Linked DNA regions of Homo sapiens: all the other regions are linked to region 1. Evidence: read pairs that join two places in POLR2A ChIA-PET (ENCODE). Cell type or tissue: B cell. All regions are shown on one strand.

The links. Peaks named below come from ENCODE experiments on the same cell type or tissue, not always from the same donor. Only the 100,000 strongest peaks of a DNase experiment are listed, where the experiment ranks them.
Region 2: POLR2A ChIA-PET joins it to region 1 with 9 read pairs; 2 of 35 experiments call an interaction of 5 or more read pairs at or near these places.
Region 3: POLR2A ChIA-PET joins it to region 1 with 7 read pairs; 2 of 35 experiments call an interaction of 5 or more read pairs at or near these places.

Annotation. Positions count from the first base shown.
Region 1 is chr14:68,756,673-68,759,172 of GRCh38, forward strand. No RefSeq gene overlaps it. Among named protein-coding and RNA genes, the nearest start is that of ZFP36L1, 35 kb to the right of the region's middle. In B cell, no CTCF peak of the experiment used is centred here; a DNase peak (open chromatin) is centred at 1,129.
Region 2 is chr14:68,627,157-68,629,656 of GRCh38, forward strand. LOC100996664 (a long non-coding RNA gene) reads right to left here and starts at 1,631. Exons shown (of 2, transcript NR_135816.1): 1 at 1,196-1,631; 2 at 1-194. It also overlaps a transcript of RAD51B not described here. RefSeq lists a silencer at 1,290-1,339. In B cell, no CTCF peak of the experiment used is centred here; DNase peaks (open chromatin) are centred at 1,255 and 1,755; H3K4me3 peaks cover 1,150 bases.
Region 3 is chr14:68,271,123-68,273,622 of GRCh38, forward strand. The region is part of intron 7 of RAD51B (RAD51 paralog B); the gene reads left to right. Among named protein-coding and RNA genes, the nearest start is that of RAD51B-AS1, 410 kb to the right of the region's middle. In B cell, no CTCF peak of the experiment used is centred here; a DNase peak (open chromatin) is centred at 1,089; H3K4me3 peaks cover 1,014 bases; H3K27ac peaks cover 2,234 bases.

The sequences.
Region 1 (2,500 bases):
AGAAGATCCTAGTGGTGACCAGTCCCTGCCCCTTGACAGAGGTGTAGATGGCTCTTCACAGCACCCCCTTTCATTCACCTGGCCATGCAGATGCACGCGGGGACCTCAGCCATCGCATCATTCCATTCTCACCACCCTCCTCCAGGAGAGTTGGTTATGATCCCCATCTCCCACAGGGGTAACCACAGCTGAGAGGTCAAATGACACATCAAGATCAGTGGGCTCAGAAGCAGAAGGCCAAAAGCCCATTGTCTGCGGCCTTCCCCTTTACCTGGGGATGACTGGTTAGGAAATTTGTCCCAGGTGACGAAACAGCCAGCTTCAGGAAAACAGAATTCTCCATGCCTAGCCTTGGGCTCTGACCACAAAACCCACTCTGGCTCCTCACACCTATCTATAAAGGCCTCTGAGCTCTGGGCCTGAAGGAGCTCACCTCACCTGCTTGTGGGCTTCGGTGGAAGGACGGTGGATCCTTCTAGGAAGCTGCTTCTACTCTGCAACTTCTATTCCCTTAATCCAAATAAGAATGCTGTTGCCCAGGCTGGACAGCCCTGGACTAATGTCATCAGCCATGCCATTGAGTCTGTGCTTGGGGGACCTGCAGCCCACGCTATTTTCAGTTCATGCATTTCAAGATTAGGACAGCTTGTTGGGATGTTCTCTGTCCACATGTCTTAAACTCACATCCTAGCTTCTCTCCCTTCTATTTCACTTACTGAGCATTTTCTACGCACCAAATGTTCTACTAGGACCATCCATTAACATTTTAGATTATGTTTTCTTCTTGTAACAACCCTACAAGGCACGTATTATTCTTTTACAGTGCTGGTTTTACAGATGGGGAAACAAAGGCATAGAGAGCTTTCATTCCTCCTAAGGATTACGTGGCTGGCATGCAGCAGAAGTGCAATCCGCCTTCAGACTCTGAGTTTAAGGCTCTAGTCTCCAGCTGATAGGAGGCACCTTTCCTAAGCTCTGTAGCTCTTACCCTCCCACTGCAGAGGGTGCTGAACTCTTGGGGCTAATGGCCCCCACAGTCACATTTTTTCAACGGGTAATGGCCTGTACAGCTGGTGACAGCATGCGTCATTTCCCAAGAATACTCAGGGGCCTAGATGCAGAAACTGACACCCCCACCTCTACCCTGGCTACTGGGCAAGGGGCATCAGCTGACTCTGAGGGCTCAGAGCACCAGGCTTCTTGAGATTGTTCTAAAAAAAGAAAAAAAAAAAAAGGAAGTTCATTTGGCTTCCTGCTCAGTCTAGGACTGGCTAACCACGTCCCGCCTGGGATCAGCATGGTGGCCAGGACTTCATGAGTAATAAATAACACCACCAGGCTCTTCTTGAACCTAGATCCCCATAACCAACAACAGCAGCTGGTGTTTTCTGAGGGCCTCCCTAAAGACCCACAGCTCTGTGATAGACAAGACCTCATGTATCCCCATATGTCCTCATGAGCCAGGGGAAGAGGGGTGGCCAAAGGGACTCTCCTCCTTATTTTAAAGATGGAGACACTGGATCACAGAGGGGAGACAGGGCTTGCCAGAAGTGAGTGGCAAGACTGAAACAGGTTGCATTATCTGCCAGGATACCACAAGACCTCTCCACCCCTCTCCCGGGTCCATGAAAGAAAGAATACATTCCTAGGTCTCCCAAAGCAGCTGGACTGGAGCTGGCTCCACAGTAATTGTTTAAAGAAAAAGCAGTGGCCCTGATGGGAAGGAGTCTGATGAACGGGGTGAACACAGTTTGGCCATTATCTGCAGGCCCGCCTCCCTGTGAGCTGCCCTGCACCAAGATAACACAGCAGGCTGCGCTGGACACAACTGGCTGCTGTGGACTCCACCTTTCCTCCATGCTGGGTTCCAAACACAAGATAGCAAAGACACTGTTTGCCTAGAGAGCCTAGTTTTAACCCCAGGCTAGCTATGGCAAGGCCCAGCTGGGGGATTTCTATCCTTCCCTGCCTCAGGTGGGGAAGGTCCACTGAGCAGAGAGCTTGCCAGGTGAGGCTGCCAGGTAAGAAGGCTCATCTCCCTGAGCAGAGGGGTGTAGCTGACTCCAGCCTCCTCAGAGGGTCTCCCCAGGCAGGACCTTGGGCTCGGGCTCTAGGAACCTCTTTGGAGATAGCCCAGATAGATGGGCAAGGTCCTGACAGGTTAGCCAGGGATCTCGATTCCCTCTTCCCTAATCCCAACTCCTAACTTCCAGTCCCTCCCCCTGACCCTTCCCCTCCACTGGCTTCTATCACCCCCAGCTCACCCACAAGGTCTCCTCGTTCAGACCCATGCAGGCCGGCCCTAGGCCTCACTTTCCAACAGTTTCTTCTAGCCCAGGCCTGGTGACTGGCTTCTGCAGAGAATGTTAGGGCTGAAAGGACCCTAAAGAGCCACCCCTCTGCATTTTACACATGAAGAAACCATGACCCAGAGAGACCGCCACAGATCCAGGGCTACCATTTGGTAATGGCAGAGACAGACTGGTTTCCAGGAATTCCG
Region 2 (2,500 bases), 130 kb before region 1:
ACGTGACTGTTGCCATGAAATTGTTTATCTGCCCTTGCTGCAGTGTGGCCTTTAAGGGACACAATCTGGTGCCAATGATGTCCCAGCAGCAGTTGCCATGGAGACCTGGAGGTCAAGGTTGGTAAGGGAGCTTCTTGCCAAGATGATGTCACATAAAAATCCCTTTGCTTTCTTGTGACCACCAGGTTATTCAGCTATGAAGGAAAAAGAAAGCCATAAATTCCTCAGATGTGTGTCCACAGTTGGAGCAGGGTGGGCTACTGCAGACTCCTAGCATACAAGTCACGAGACCTCCTTTGAGTCCTTGCACTCCCCCTGACTTGTCTGATGGGGGAGATCCATCTAACCTCACTGGACATGCTCCAGGAGCCGCGTTTGGAAGGCTGTGAAATCATCTGGTTGGGACTGCCTTTCTCACCCATCTGAATAATTCAAGCACAATAACTCACTTCTAAGCCTGCCGTTGGCTTCCCACAGCCTCTGTCTGCCAGTCCCCATTACCTATGGGGTGCAATCACTGTCCATATAAAGCAGAACTGGGGTACTTTGCACATGCCACCTCCCCCCAACTCACTCCTAGTCTACCCTACTTCAGAAACCTTATCTCCTTCCCCAACAACACAATGTATTTAAATAGCTACTAATTTCCTCTTCTTTCTTTCTTCTGCATAAAATTTCATTAATTATACATTTCTTGGTTCATGACACAATGTCATCTTTGTACCATGCACACTTCACTTGTATTTAGCTATTCAGTTATTTTTTTTTAAATAAACACCATCCAGTCAGCCCACAACCCAAAACAAAAGCCAGGCCCTTGACGACAACCAGTATGTCTTCCAAATTCCAAGTGACAGTGAACAGAAAAATGAAAGAGCCGTTCACCCAGCATAAACAAGGCGGAAGAAGCCCACGCCTATCAAAAGTTTCCATCTTCTAGCATCCGAAGATGGCGCATCTTCCAAATGTCTTGGTTTTTACATGACCCAAGTGTCCCAGTCTTTCCAGTCATTGAAAATTTGGGTTCTCAAGTGGTGTATCATTTTATCTTGAGCTGTGTGTCCTATAGAAACATGGAAGATGACTATTTCTTTTTTCGGCTAAACATGCAGCAGCCAGCAGACTAGAGCCAGCTTCTGCCTCGGGCCGCCCCGGGGCGCGGGATGGGAAGGGGTTAACGCAGCGCCCCGCTTACCTGGGGTAAAAGCCGGCACAGAACCCGAGCGCACAGGTCGCCGCGCGCATGCGCACTCTCCTGGCCCAGCACAGTGCTTGGGGGCCGGCGGCTCCCAGCTCCCGGGCCGCCCTGCTGCACAAAGGCCTGCTTTGTTCTCTCGGCTCTGTTTTAAATATCTGACGAATATTCCCCCCATCCCTGCTCCAAATCCCCGGCCTGACGGCAGGCGCGGCACAACGGCGCATTGTGGGGCCAAGCGAGGGGCGAAGGGGGCTGGGGGTGGCCGGCGCGATGGGGACGCTCCGGTTGCGCCAAGTTGACTCTGCCGTTTGGGTCACCTGGGCTGAGTCGCGGGCGTGGAGGCAGAGGGTAGGGGGTGAGGAGGTGTTTCTTGTCTTCTTCTTCCAATCTCAGAAGTAAACATTGGAAAGTGGGGCCCCCAGCAGTGTACAGCCCGTTTCCAAACCAGGCCTGTAAGGAGGAGCTGAGGTTTCGGCTGAGCCCCCAGCCTCCCCCGACCGCACAGCCTCGGGCATGAACCCGCGAAGCCAGACGCTTAGTTGCTTATCAGGCCATCGCTGTACATATTTAGAAAGTACCTATCACTCAGACACTTTGAAAAGCGTGGCGTTCCAGCGCAAACCAACCCGAACGGGTTGGAAGGGGGCAGTCCTTTCTTCCCGCAAGTTCGGGGCTCGAGAGACGGCTGCAGGAAGGCCATCACCCCTGGCTTCCTGCAGCCACAGCTTCCAGCCCCACACGATGCCCAACTTCATTTTAGCAGTGGCCCCCAGGGGAAATCACACCATTCTTGGTTTTGTCCCTCCCTCCTGAGGTTGGGACATTGTTCAAACAAAAGTAAGCCTTCAGCTGACAGAGAAGCTGCCCCGCCTCTTCCCTGCCCTTGTCTTGCTGGCATTCATTGGGACTACCAGGTAGCTTTCCTTCCCAGCTCAGGTGTTTACCTGCTGCTGCAGAGGAGGAGTTTTTGCATTGTCTCCAGGGGGTTTGCAAAATAAGAACCCCAAAACCCACCTCTCTTTCCCATTTTCTTCTTTAAAGGTAGAGAAAGCACTGCATTTCACATTGGGTCTTGGAAACCCAAAGCTAGACACAAAATGTGGGCGTTAGCAGCTCTGAAAAGTGTGTGCTTGGTCTTAACGTTTATTCTTAAAAAGGAGGTGTTCATACCCCAGCTTGCGAACAAAGCTTTCATACCCTCAGCATCTTGAAGGGAAATTGCTGCCCTTCCATCCAGGGCAGGTGAAGGAGGAACTGGCTTGGGAGGGTTGGATTCAGAAGCAAATAGCTTTATCGTTTTGT
Region 3 (2,500 bases), 490 kb before region 1:
GTAATGATCACTTTCTAACATACTGTATCATTTGTCATTTATTACGTTTATTGTCTGCCTCCCACCACTAGAATGTAAACTACAGGGAAGGATTTCTATCTGTTTTATTCACATTGTATCCCAAGTGCCTACAGCAGTGCTTGGTGCATAGTAAGGCTTTGATAAATATTTATTAAATGAATGCACTGACATCCTAGTGAAAAGACAGATACTGTAGTGTAGTGATGAAAAGCTTGGGCTTTGGAGTAAAACAAGCCTGGGTTTGAATCCCAGCTTTGCTGCTTACCAGCTGTGTGTCTTTAGAAAGTGATTTAACCTCTCTGAGACTCATTTTTCTCATCTATAAAATGAATATTATAGCACCTTGAAAGTGTGTTGTGAAGATAAAAAAAAAAGATAAATAGGCAATACAGCATGGTAGGTAAGAAACAAGGCTTTATCGTCCAATGGATATGGGTTCTGGGCTTTAGCTTCCAGTTATGGCTCTCCCATTACCTTATACAATTTTTAGAAGCCCTCTAAGCTCATTTTCTTTACCTGTCAAATGGGTATAAAATACTATGGCCTGCCTCACAGGAGAGTGGCCAGGATTAAAGGAGGTAATCTCTGCGTAGTGCTTAGCAGACTGATCAACTCGTAACAAGGGACTAATTAATTGAAGATGACGATGATGATAATGTTTGAAAGGTGCTTAGCTTTATTGCTCACACATCATAGTAATTGCTCAATAAATGGTGGCCTTGACAATAAATGAAGGACAACTTTATTAGAACTCTGGGAGCCTCCCAAATTTGCCATTTTCTTTTTGTTCTCCTTTCTCCAGGGGGAAGTAAGGCAAATGCATGAAGTTATCTTTGTGAGATACTTGTTTCAACTCGAAAATGAAACAGCAAGCAATTTTTGTGTGCCACACTTTTTGCCCTGTCACCAACAGTTCTGTTATGATTTCAGAACTTAATTTCTAATTTTTGGATGCAGTTGCACAGAGGCATTTCTTCACCACGTGATCACTGTGGGGGCTTAATATAACTCAGGCATTTGCTCAGCTGGTTTGGAGCTAATGGAATTGGCTGTAGTGGCTGTACTTAGGGGAGATTATAATGTCTCAAGGGTTTCATTGGCTTCCACTTCCTTCTGCAGACTTATAGTAAAAGACAAGAGATGCCTCTTCCTGGCTCTATTTCTCATTTGCTGTGTGACTCTCAGCAAGACACTTCGCTGCCGCTGAGAACCACACCCACTAAGTGGACGACCCAGTTATGAATCCTTGCTCCATTCTGCTGTATGACCCTGACCAAATTATTCAATGTTGCCATATCTTATTTTCCATCTTTGTAAATAAATAAATGTATATGACAAATAGAATGATCCTATACCTTAGGGCTTTGTGAAGATTAAATGAGATACTACATGTAAAGAGCACTTTGGAAGTACTCAATAATACTTATTATTATGTTTTCTGTATAAAAAATTGAAATGTTCTATTACCATGGTATTTTGTTTATAAACACTTTATATATATATATATATATATATATATATATTTTTTTTTTTTTTTTTTTTTTTTTTTTTTTTTTTTTTGAGATGGAGTCTCTCTCTGTCACCCAGGCTATAGTGCAGTGGCGTGATCTCGGCTCACTGCAGGCTCTGCCCCCGGGTTCACACCATTCTCCTGCCTCAGCCTCCCCAGTAGCTGGGACTACAGGTGCCCACCACCTTGCCTGGCTAATTTTTTGTATTTTTAGTAGAGATGGGGTTTCACCGTGTTAGCCAGGATGGTCTCGATCTCTTGACCTGGTGATCCGCCTGCCTCGGCCTCCCAAAGTGCTGGGATTACAGGCGTGAGCCACTGCGCCTGGCCCAACACTTTCTATATTTTAAAAGTTCTAGAACTTCGGCTTCTGCCCATGATGTCCTGTGGGGTCCTGAAAGCAACTGTTGAAGAATATCTTTGCTTGAAAAGAGCCACGAGTGACCACTGTGTCTTCCTACAAGTGGTCAGACACAATTGTCTCTTGATTATTTAGTGTAATGTAGGGGAATAACTGAGATTAACTGGTGGTTATGATTTTGCTTAAGGCAGTGTGATGAGGACACTAAGGTTAGGGCAGCTCCTGAGCAGGAGGAGGCTGCTATCCAGAGTCAGGAAGTCTCCCAAGGTGTTTTTTGCCTGGTGATCAGCTTTTGGCCAAAAGCCTATTACTCTCAGGTGAACCTGGCCCTGTTCTTGGTCCCAAAGCTCCCGGACCAGGCTGAGCTATAAAAATAGAATGCCAAATTATTGATCCTACAGTGTAAAATTAAGCTGTTCTATCCACTGGATAGGCTTGCCTAAGTTCCCCTTTAAGGCAAATTAAGTGACAAATCAAATTATTGGACAGTTGCTTGGTAAGTACAGAATTGATGTGAGGGGAGTTAAGTGATTCAAATGCTTATATTATCAGGCCCCGTTAGCCTGCTGTTCCACCTCTACAGTGCAGATCTATCTGTCAGGTGACCA